Linked DNA regions of Homo sapiens: region 1 is linked to region 2. A link is a contact called in ENCODE Hi-C or POLR2A ChIA-PET data. All regions are on one chromosome and are shown on one strand. Each heading gives the region's core, a stretch centred on a gene start or an enhancer-like site at or near the end of the contact. The rest is flanking DNA. Distances are from core to core; before and after follow the strand shown.

The links. Hi-C counts contacts between places; a loop is a spot of excess contacts on that map. ChIA-PET counts read pairs that join two places held with the same protein, here RNA polymerase II (POLR2A). Pooled maps may share reads with other maps.
Region 1: a loop to region 2 is called in a pooled map, with 3 times the contacts of the local background. The contact joins the enhancer-like site here to the promoter of UFSP1 in region 2. A Hi-C loop is called at or near these places in 2 of 50 pooled maps. POLR2A ChIA-PET finds 5 or more read pairs at or near these places in 4 of 52 experiments (A549, H1, PC-9 and 1 more).

Annotation. Positions count from the first base shown.
Region 1 is chr7:100,741,607-100,747,416 of GRCh38, forward strand. It overlaps ZAN (zonadhesin), which reads left to right. Exons shown (of 48, transcript NM_003386.3): 8 at 4,932-5,096. Among named protein-coding and RNA genes, the nearest start is that of ZAN, 11 kb to the left of the region's middle. RefSeq lists an enhancer at 3,670-3,719. Within about 2 kb of position 3,810, at least 2 of the 41 ENCODE cell types and tissues checked have a DNase peak (open chromatin) inside an H3K27ac peak, as active enhancers do.
Region 2 is chr7:100,886,845-100,892,006 of GRCh38, forward strand. It overlaps UFSP1 (UFM1 specific peptidase 1), which reads right to left and starts at 2,871. Exons shown (of 1, transcript NM_001430944.2): 1 at 1,877-2,871. The coding sequence starts at 2,655. The coding sequence ends at 1,999. It overlaps SRRT (serrate, RNA effector molecule), which reads left to right. Exons shown (of 20, transcript NM_015908.6): 14 at 1-124; 15 at 203-356; 16 at 476-669; 17 at 859-1,015; 18 at 1,198-1,299; 19 at 1,413-1,539; 20 at 1,630-1,820. The coding sequence ends at 1,705. It overlaps ACHE (acetylcholinesterase (Yt blood group)), which reads right to left. Exons shown (of 5, transcript NM_000665.5): 4 at 4,325-4,494; 5 at 3,150-3,491. The coding sequence ends at 3,370. RefSeq lists silencers at 2,895-2,944, 4,036-4,193, 4,265-4,314 and enhancers at 3,364-4,097, 3,815-3,874, 4,098-4,830, 5,111-5,162.

The DNA of each region.
Region 1 (5,810 bases), core at 2,560-5,059, 140 kb before region 2:
GGGGGCCGACCCCCCCACCTCCCTCCCGGACGGGGCGGCTGGCCGGGCAGAGGGGCTCCTCTCTTCCCAGTAGGGGCGGCCGGGCAGAGGCGCCCCTCACCTCCCAGACGGGGCGGCTGGCCGGGCGGAGGGCTGACCCCCCCACCTCCCTCCCGGACGGGGCGGCTGGCCGGGCAGAGGGGCTCCTCACTTCCCAGTAGGGGCGGCCGGGCAGAGGCGCCCCTCACCTCCCGGACCGGGCGGCTGGCCGGGCGGGGGGCTGACCCCCCCACCTCCCTCCCGGATGGCACGGCTGGCCGGGCGGGGGGCTGACCCCCCACCTCCCTCCCGGATGGGGCGGCTGGCCGGGCGGGGGGCTGACCCCCCCTCACCTCCCTCCCGGACGGGGTGGCTGCCGGGCGGAGATGCTCCTCACTTCCCAGATGGGGTGGCTGCTGGGCGGAGAGGCTCCTCACTTCTCAGACGGGGCAGCTGCCGGGCGGAGGGGCTCCTCACTTCTCAGACGGGGTGGTTGCCAGGCAGAGGGTCTCCTCACTTCTCAGACGGGGCGGCCGGGCAGAGACGCTCCTCACCTCCCAGACGGGGTCTCGGCCGGGCAGAAGCGCTCCTCACATCCCAGATGGGGCGGTGGGGCAGAGGTGCTCCCCACATCTCAGACGATGGGCGGCCGGGCAGAGACGCTCCTCACTTCCTAGATGTGATGGCGGCTGGGAAGAGGCGCTCCTCACTTCCTAGATGGGATGGCGGCCGGGCGGAGACGCTCCTCACTTCCCAGACTGGGCGGCCGGGCAGAGGGGCTCCTCACATCCCAGACGATGGGCGGCCAGGCAGAGACACTCCTCACTTCCCAGACGGGGTGGCGGCCGGGCAGAGGCTGCAATCTCGGCACTTTGGGAGGCCAAGGCAGGCGGCTGGGAGGTGGAGGTTGTAGTGAGCCGAGATCACGCCACTGCACTCCAGCCTGGGCACCATTGAGCACTGAGTGAACGAGACTCCGTCTGCAATCCCGGCACCTCGGGAGGCCGAGGTTGGCGGATCACTCGCGGTTAGGGGCTGGAGACCCGCCCGGCCAACACAGCGAAACCCCGTCTCCACCAAAACCAGTCAGGCGTGGCGGCGCGTGCCTGCAATCGCAGGCACTCGGCAGGCTGAGGCAGGAGAATCAGGCAGGGAGGTTGCAGTGAGCCGAGATGGCAGCAGTACAGTCCAGCTTCGGCTCCGCATGAGAGGGAGACCGTGGGGAGAGGGAGACGGAGACGGAGACGAGGGAGAGGGAGGGGGAGGGGGACGGGGACGATCTGACTTATTTTTTAAGGATTTTTTTTGTGTTGAGAATCCACTGAGGAGAACAGGCAAGGGTCGATGCAGAGAGGCTGTTTAGGAGGCTTTTGCAAAAATCCAGGCGACACTCTTTCTTTTTCTTTCTTTTTTTTTTTTTGAGACAGAATCTTGCTGTTGCCAGGCTGGAGTGCAATGGCACGATCTCAGCTCACTGCAACCTCTGCCTTCCGGGTTCAAGCGATTCTCCTGCCTCAGCCTCCCGAGTAGCTGGGATTACAGGTGTGCGTCACCATGCCCAGTTAATTTTTTGTATTTTTAGTAGAGATGGGGTTTCACCATGTTGGTCAGGGTGGTCTCGATCTTCTGACCTCGTGATCCACCCACTTGGCCTCCCAAAATGCTGGGATTACAAGCGTAAGCCACCATGCCTGGCTGATATTCTTTCTTTCTATGCACCCAAGTCTATCCCTAGCTTCTTTCCACCACCTCCCTGTGCACTCAGCTGAGCTTCTTTCTCTTTCTACTGTTGACTTCTTCCTTTTCTCTCTCACACAACATTCACTTTCTCTCTTAATCTTCTCACACAGCCCACATTTCAACCCCTCACTGAGCCAAGCACTGTAGGTCAAGCATAGAGGGTTCTGCTCCCTAATTTCCTGAGTTTATAATTCTTATTTTTGAATTTAAAAAAATGTTTTTAAAAACTAGGCCAGGTGCAGTAGCTCATGCCTGTAATCCCAGCACTTTGGGAGGCCGAGGTGGGCAGATCACTTGAGGCCACGAGTTCAAGACCAGCCTGGAACATATAGTGAGATCTTGTCTCTACAAAAAATACAAAAATTAGCCCAGTGTGGTGGCACACACCTGTAGTCCCAGATACTCGGGAGGCTGACGTGGGAGGACTGATTGAGCCTGGGAGGTGGAGGTGGCAGTGAGCTGTGATCGCACTACTGCACTCCAGCCTGGGCGACAGAGTGAGATTGTGTCTCAAAATAAATAAATAAATAAAAATAGAGATGGGGTCTTGCTACATTGCCCAGGCTGGTCTCAAACTCTGGGCCTCAAGCCATCTTCCTGCTTCGGCCTCCCAAAGTGCTTGAAGTACAGGTGTGAGCTGCCACGCCCAGCCTATATCTCTTTGTTCTTCTTTTCCCTTAATACTTATCCTTTCTCAATCCATTTCCTCCCTTCCACTTTACCATTTCCACACTTTATTTTATTTTCTTTATTTGTAAAGATGGGGTCTTGCTATGTTGCCCAGGCTGGTCTCGGACTCCTGGCCTCAAGTGATCCTCCTGCCTCTGCCGTATTTTCTTTTCTGTTTTTCCCCATCTTTTCCTCTCTCCACTCCATCAGTGTCCACTTGGACTCCTGCACTCCTGTCTCTGATCTTTCCTGCTGCCTAAACTTTGTTTTCTAGAAGGGCCCTGGCCAGGCGTGGTGGCTCATGCCTGTAATCCCAGCACTTTGGGAGGCGGAGGCAGGTGGATCACCAGAGGTCAGGAGTCCGAGACCAGCCTGGCCAACATAGCGAAACCCGTCTCTACTAAAAATACAAAAAATTAGCTGGGCTTGGTGGTGTGCACCTGTAATCCCAACACTCGGGAGGCTGAGGCAGGAGAATTGTTTGAACCTGGGAGGCGGAGGTTGCAGTGAGCCGAGATAGCGCCACTGCACTCCAGCCTGGGCAACAGAGTGAGACTCCATCTCAATAAAAATAAATAAATAAATACGTACATAAATAAATAAGGCCTTAAGAAGCCCTGGCCCCACCTTCACTGAAAGCCGACCAGCCCTCTCTGCAACCCCTCAGCATTTAGCACCGTGTACCGCGCCCAGCAGCTTCAGTAAATGCTGGTTGGCTTTTTATTTTTCCTTTCTTTCCCTTTCCTTTTCCATCTTGCTCGCTTCCTTATATTTTCTTCACCTTTCACTTCTTTTTCTCCCATTTCTCCTCTTCTGTTTCTCATAGGTCTCCTTGGTTTTTTTTTTGTTGTTGTTGTTTGTTTGTTTTTTGAGACAGTCTCGCTCTGTCGCCCAGGCTGGAGTGCGGTGACGCGATCTCAGCTCACTGCAACCTCCGCCTCCCGGGTTTAAGCGATTCTCCTGCCTCAGCCTCCCGAGTAGCTGGGATTACAGATGCCCGCCACCACGCCCGGCTAATTTTTGTACTTTTAGTAGAGACGGGATTTCGCCATGTTGGCCAAGCTGGTCTAGAACCCCTGACCTCAGGTGATCCGCCCGCCTCGGTCTCCCAAAGTGCTGGGATTACAGGCGTGAGCCACCGCGCCAGCCCGTGTCCTTGATTTCTCTTTCATCATTTTCCCACTTCCTTTCCTTTCCCTTCCCTCTTCCTTCCCGGTTGTTTCCTTTCTTCTCCTTCCTCCCGCCCATTCCCGCCATTCCAGCCTCTTCGCCGCCGCTCAGGATCCCACCTTCGGCAGGAGTGAGCGCGCGCCAGGCAAGACTCCCTTGGACTCGGGCGTGAGCACGCACGCGAGCGCGCTCCCCACGAGTGGCAGCCGCTTACATTTTCTTTTTCGCTACCAGTTGCGTCACCTAGCGAGGTCCACGCTGATTGGCTGTCTGAGCTGGGGGCCGAGGTGGTGTTGGGTGAGAGGGGGTTTGCCTCTTGCTCCTCTGTGTCAGAGCCGCTGTATCTCTCGCCAGTTTGCGTGAATAGGTTATGTCCAGCGGGTAAAGAAAAGGAAGAGGCAATCGGGTGTAGTGGCTCAAGCCTGTAATCCCAGCACTTTGGGAGGCCAAGGCGGGAGGATTGCTTGAGGCCAGGAGTTCAAGACCAGCCTGGGCAACATCGTGAGACCGCCCATCTCTTAAAAAAAAAAAAATTAGCTGGGCGGACTCCAGGTCCGCACCTGGAGTCCCAGCTACTCAGGAGGCTGTGGCAAAAGGATTGCTTGAGCCTAGGAGTTTGAGACCTGTGCCACTGCACTTTAGCCTGGGCAACAGAACCATACCTTGTCTCAAAAAAGAAAAAGGAAAAAAGAAAAGGAACAGGCTATGACTCTAGTGGACCTTAAGAGTTAGCACCCAGGCCAGATGTGATGGCTCATGTCTGTAATCCCAGCACTTTGGGAAGCCAAGGTGCGTGGATCATTTGAACCTAGGAGTTCAAGACCAGCCTGGGCAATGTGGTGAAACCCTATCTTTTCAAAAAAAAATGCAAAAATTAGCAGGGCGTGGTGGCGCACACCTGTAGTCCCAGCTACTTAAGGAGGCTGAGGCGGGAGGATCACCTGAGCCCGGGGAGGTTGAGTCTGCAGTGAACCATGAGAGCCATGATTGCGCCACTGCACTCCAGACTGGGCGACAGAGTGAGACTGTCTCAAAAACAAAAACAAAACAACAACAACAAAGAGTTAGCACCCAAAGGTCAAAGTTCTAGTTGCTGCTTTGGAGAAGGTGTCCGCCGCTTCCCATGGCAGCGCCGGGTCCTTACCCAGCCCAAGCATTTCTAGGAAAAGTTGAAGACCTCAGTCAGTTGGGATAGGACCACCTCAGTGCTGCCTGATTCTAGGCTGCTGTTGGGGATCCCCAGAGACAAGTCCACAGCCTCCTCAGGGCCCTATCTCTGCTGCCATCTTCCCTCAATTCCATCCACCCCAGTTCCCTGGCCTTTTGCTTCACAGGTGGCTGCTACATGCTCCTGGACCCCAAGAATGCAAGACCTGGGCAGAAAGCTGTCCTCCTGAGCCCCGTGAGCCTGTCCTCTGGCTGTCTGAGCTTTTCCTTCCACTACATCCTCCGGGGCCAGTCTCCTGGTGCAGCCCTCCACATTTATGCTTCAGTCTTGGGTTAGAGCGGAGAATTAATGGGATTTACACTGATCTGGGCGCATCTCCCAGGGTTGGCTTGATGGGGAAACATGGGGCATCCCTCAGGGTCTAGGGAGGTCTGGAATATGTGCGAGACTATTCCATGAAGTGGAAATCATGGCTGGGAGGGCACTTTGGGAGGCCGAGGCAGGCGGATCACGAGGTCAGGAGATCGAGACCATCCTGGCTAACATGGTGAAACCCCGTCCATACTAAAAATACAAAAATTAGCTGCCTGTAGTCCCAGCTACACGGGAGGCTGAGGCAGGAGAATCGCTTGAACCCGGGAGGCGGAGGTTGCAGTGAGCCGAGATCGCGCCACTGCACTCCGGCCTGGTGACAGAGCAAGACTCCCTCTCAAATAAAAAAGAAAGTTGTGCTGGCCTGGCACAGTGGCTTATGCTTGTAATCCTAGCACGTTGGGAGGGTGAGGCTGGTGGATCACCTGAGGTCAGGAGTTCGAGACCAGCCTGGCCAACATAGAGAAACCTTGTCTCTACTAAAAATACAAAAATTAGCCAGGTGTGGTGGCACACGCCTGTAATCTCAGCTACTCAAGAGGCTGAGGCAGGAGAATCGCTTGAACCTGGGAGACAGAAGTTGCAGTGAGCCAAGATAGTGCCACTGCACTCCAGCCTGGGCAACAGAGCAATACTCCATCTCAAAAAAAAATAATGAATAAATAAAATAAAA
Region 2 (5,162 bases), core at 1,621-4,120:
CGAGGAAGTAAGCGCCGAGGAGGAGGAGCTGCTGGGGAGCAGCGGGGGCGCTCCTCCTGAGGAGCCTCCTAAGGAAGGGAACCCGGCAGAGATCAACGTGGAGCGGGATGAGAAGTTGATTAAGGTGCCAGTGGCAGCGCGGGGCACGTGGGGGCTCGGGCGGTGAGGGCAGGAGCTGAACGCTCGCATTCACTTCCCTTAGGTCTTGGACAAGCTCCTCCTTTACCTGCGCATCGTGCATTCCTTGGATTATTACAACACCTGTGAGTACCCCAACGAGGACGAGATGCCCAATCGCTGTGGGATCATCCACGTTCGGGGGCCCATGCCACCCAACCGCATCAGTCACGGGGAAGGTGAGCTCCAGGTTCCCCTTTGTTCCCGGCTGCCCCTGGCCTTGGTCCTCCAGCCCCTTGCCACCATCCTTCCTTCTGGCTCCCTTGCCAACCTTCCTTCCTCTGTTCCCAAACCACAGTGCTGGAGTGGCAGAAGACTTTTGAGGAGAAGCTCACGCCGTTGCTGAGTGTGCGGGAGTCACTCTCAGAGGAAGAGGCCCAGAAGATGGGGCGCAAAGACCCAGAGCAGGAAGTGGAGAAGTTCGTCACCTCCAACACGCAGGAACTGGGCAAGGATAAGTGGCTGTGTCCTCTCAGTGGCAAGAAATTCAAGGTGTGGGATGTTGGAGAATGGCCGTGCTACGGTGGTGGGAGGTGGGGTTGAGACAGGAAGCCCCCTGGGCAGGGGTGGGGGAACTGCTTACTGCACTGGCAGGCGGGAGCTGGGAATCCTTCCAGCTCGGGCCTGGGAGCGAGGCAACCCTTATGTGGCTGTCCTGACCCCTCTCCTCTCTCCACCCAGGGTCCTGAGTTTGTGCGCAAACATATCTTCAACAAGCATGCAGAGAAAATTGAGGAAGTGAAAAAGGAAGTCGCGTTTTTTAACAACTTCCTCACTGATGCTAAGCGCCCAGCTCTGCCTGAGATCAAGCCAGCCCAGCCACCTGGCCCCGCCCAGAGTAAGATACGATCCATGAAGGTCGCATGTGCCCTCTTCCTTGACTACCCAGGGACTCCTGTTTCTCTTTAACGTGTCACCCCGAGAAGTTTCTGCCCCATCCTCAGGCCATAGCCCTAGAAGTCAATTGTACCCGTATCCCCCTCCCCGCCCCCGCAGTAATTCATGTCCCTGTCCGTGTTGTACTCCCCCCAGGTTTGACCCCAGGACTCCCCTACCCACACCAGACTCCCCAGGGCCTGATGCCCTATGGTCAGCCCCGGCCCCCGATCTTGGGCTATGGAGGTAAGTACAGGAGGGAGATGAAGGGGCTTGGTGAGTGTGTGGCTTTGGGAGAAGAAAACAGAGGATGGAATTGAGGACATAGTTTTGCAACTCAACACTGATCTCTGTCATAGCTGGTGCTGTCCGCCCTGCAGTCCCCACAGGAGGCCCTCCATACCCCCATGCCCCGTATGGTGCTGGTCGAGGGAACTATGATGCCTTCCGAGGCCAGGGAGGTTATCCTGGGAAACCTCGCAACAGGTGAGGAGGGCAGACGCCCAAGCTTTGTTGCCGCCTGCAGACTCCCTTTTGGGAGCCCTCAGCTCTCATCCTGTACCTCTCACCTCACAGGATGGTTCGTGGAGACCCAAGGGCCATTGTGGAATATCGGGACCTGGATGCCCCAGACGATGTTGATTTCTTTTGAGCCGTCCCCCGTTCCTCAGTCCTGTATCATCCATACTTGTACTACCTTGTCCTATGAAGCTCTGAGAATTTTTTGTACGATCAGCCTTACTGCTAATAAAAGCACTTCCACAGGGCTCCTGACTCTCGTGTGTTACATAACTCCTCCATCCTTCCAGAGTAACTCCTGAGGTGTTGCTCAGCCCTGCCACTTTTATTATTGATGTCAAAAGCGCCAGGCTTTGCAGGGACACCAGTGGGAGGTACATAGGTGCGTGTCTGGGACCCGAGAATCTCAGTTCTGTAACTTCGTCCTCAGTCCAAGGTGCGCTGCTGCTGTTGGGAGCTAAGGCTGGTCAAGCACAGGTTGTAGAAGGAGTTGGGGTCAAAGGCTGCACTCACCTCTTGCCAGCCCACCCACCCAGCAGCCTGTAGTTCACTGGGGCTTTTTGGAGTGCCCCAGTAGTGAGGGTCCAATACCAGGACATAGGCTTCCGTGCCTGACCCTACGCAGACTCCCAGCAAGGCCTTGGACCTGGCATCTGCGTCCCCCCCAACCATGACTGGGCCCCCACCCCCTGCGAAGTGCGAGTAAAGCCTCTCCAGCTCCCCGTGCAGCCCCACTCCCCGGGGTACGTGGCAGAGGCGTCCCTGGGGCCCTCCGAAGTGAGCGAGGCAGAGGCTGGCCTCCACGCAGCCGATCCAGTCCCGGGAGCCCCGGAAGCCGGGGGGCTTGTCGCCCATGTCCTCCAGGGCCGCCTGTACGGCGGCCAGTCCAGGTACGCCCGCGGGCTGGCCCTCTGGCCACGAGCACAGCGTCTGCAGAGTGCGGTAGCCGCAGCCCCAGCCGCGGTCGTCCAGGCCGTCGCAGCCGTAGTGGTAGTAGAGGTAGTGGCCCGAGAGCAGCGCCAGGCGGACAGGGCCGCGGCTCGGCGGGGACAGGCCCACGTGGACGTCCCTCAGCGGCTCCAGGGCGGTGGGCGGGAGCGGAGGTCCCAGGCCAGGCACAGCGTCCTCCTAGCGGCGCGGAGCGACCTCAGGCTCCAACACTTCCTTTCGGCTCCGGGTCTTGGGCCAGCTGCCGCAGGACCGGCGCGCAGACTGGGGACGCGCTCCCCGGGCCTCGTTGATCACCGCAGGCCGCAATAGGCAGCCACCGACCGGCACCGACCGAGGAGCTCCCACAATGCTCCGCCGCGCCCCGCCCCGCCCCGCCCCTCCCCTCCCCTCCCCTCCCCTCCCCTCCCCTCTCCTCCCCTCCGCCGTGCCAGCTAGCCTGCCTGCGGGCCTCATTACGCAGGCGCGAGCTCCGCCCGGCAGGGCAGGGCTAGGGGTTGGCCTTTGCCTTGCGCCCGCCTCGGAGCTCGCCTGTTTCTTGCCCTCCAGCCCCGCTCCTGCATAGACTCGGCCCCCGTGATTCCGGCGTTCTGCCTCTACCCCTGGCTCCCTAGTCGCGCACACTCCCGTGGCTGTAACAGTTTATTGGCAGCCCAGAGGGGCGAAGGCACCGCGGGGGAGGGAGCTCAGCCTGAGACATGCAGAGGACCGGGAGCCCCGGGGGACGTCGGGGTGGGGTGGGGATGGGCAGAGTCTGGGGCTCGTCTGTGTTATAGCCCAGCCCTGAAATAAATAGTATATACAGCTAGGGGGCCGGGCGGAGCGGAGGACATGGGGGTCCCGCCGGGGTCACAGGTCTGAGCAGCGATCCTGCTTGCTGTAGTGGTCGAACTGGTTCTTCCAGTGCACCATGTAGGAGCTCCAGCGGTGGAACTCGGCCTTCCACTGGCGCTCCGCCTCGTCGAGCGTGTCTGCGGCCAGGGCGCCCAGCGAGGCGGGAGGGGAGGACGGCACGAGGAAGGTCGGGGATCGGACATTTGGGCGGGTTGAAGGGGGGGTATGAGTGCAGGGAGGACGCACGGAGAAATGCAGGCGACCACGTGGGACGGTGGCAAGAGGATCAGGAGAATGTGCGAAAGACGAGAGGGAGGATGAGGGCAGAGGCGGGGCCGGAGAAGGACAGCAGGAAGGAGAGAGGAGGAGAAAAGAATGACCGGAAGACGGGAACAGAGGGGACAGGAGGGGGAGGTTGGGGGAAAAAGAAGAGACAGAAATGGTTGACCGTTATAGCCCCAATGGGGGGTGCTACCCCGTCCGGGGCCTCCCACTTCCCCCCAATGTCAGGCTCAGGTTCCAAAAGATAATTTTATAAAAGAATACTGGCTTTTCCATTTCCATTCAAACAACAAAGGCGTGGGGGTCCCTGAGAAGGGTGGGAGGCACGGCCCCCTCCTCCTGCCCTGTCCAGTGTGAGTCTCTCGGTTTGAGGAGGAAGGGAGCACTAGGTCTGAGATCCCTGAGTGGGGCCCTTCCCCACGGTCCGACCACTCATTAGAGGAGGGGCCCCTGTGGCCGTAGGGGAAGAGGCCGTGTTCACAGCCGCCGGAGGTGGGAGAGGAAGAGGAGGAGAAGCTGGTGGAGGAGGAGGAGGGGCAGGGGGAGGCCGGGCCTCGGAGCAGCCTCCCCATGGGTGAAGCCTGGGCAGGTGCTGGGAGCCTCCGAGGCTAGGGGGAGAAGAGAGGGGTTACACCTGGCGGGCTCCCACTCCCCTCCTCCCAGCCGCTGCCCGCTGGCCCCTGCATACCGGTGGCGCTGAGCAATTTGGGGAGGAAGCGGTTCCAGAAGGCGCAGGCCTGGGCGCGCAGCCCCCGCCGCACCTCCAGCGGCCGCAGGTCCAGACTAACGTACTGCTGAGCCCCCGCCGTGTACGGGGGCCATTGTGGGGCCTTGGGGTCTCGGGGCTCATTGGGATCCCTGCGGAAGGAAGGGAAGGCTCAGTCCAGACGGGCAGTGGGAGGAGGTGGCCCCCAACTCCACGGGATCCCGGACTCTTCAGCTCAGCGGAGAGCCCCAGAGAACCCGTCCCCTCCCTCCCACCACTTTCTCCAATGTGCGCGGTCATTGGGGTCTTCCCTTCCTCAAGCGCTCCGTCTCCTTCCGTTTCCCTCAGCTTTTCTGTTCCATCTTTGTTTCTCTCACTAAAAAAATGGCTAGGATGTCTTGAGACTTTCCTAAATAACCAGGACGGGTCCTATGTCTACAAACATCACATTTTTTAACAACACCCATCCAATGCTAGATTTCATTGTCCTCTTCTCGATCCAGGTAAACTGGTGTGTGTGTGAGAGAATGTGTCACTGCTAGTGAATCATCACTGGTTTGACTTAATCCAGCTCCAACTCCTTTGTCTTGGTCTCCCTTTTTTTTTTTTTTTTTTTTTTCCAGAGATAGGGCCACTCAGGCTGGAGTGCAGTGGTGCCATCATAGCTCACTGCAGCCTCAACCTCCCAGGCTCAAGCAATCCTCCTGCCTCACCTTCCCAAGTAGCTGGGACTAGAGGCACGAGCCACCGTGCCTGGCTAAGTTTTGTATTTTTTTTCTTTTTAAGAGTCGGGGTCTTGTTATGTTGTCCAGTCTGGTCT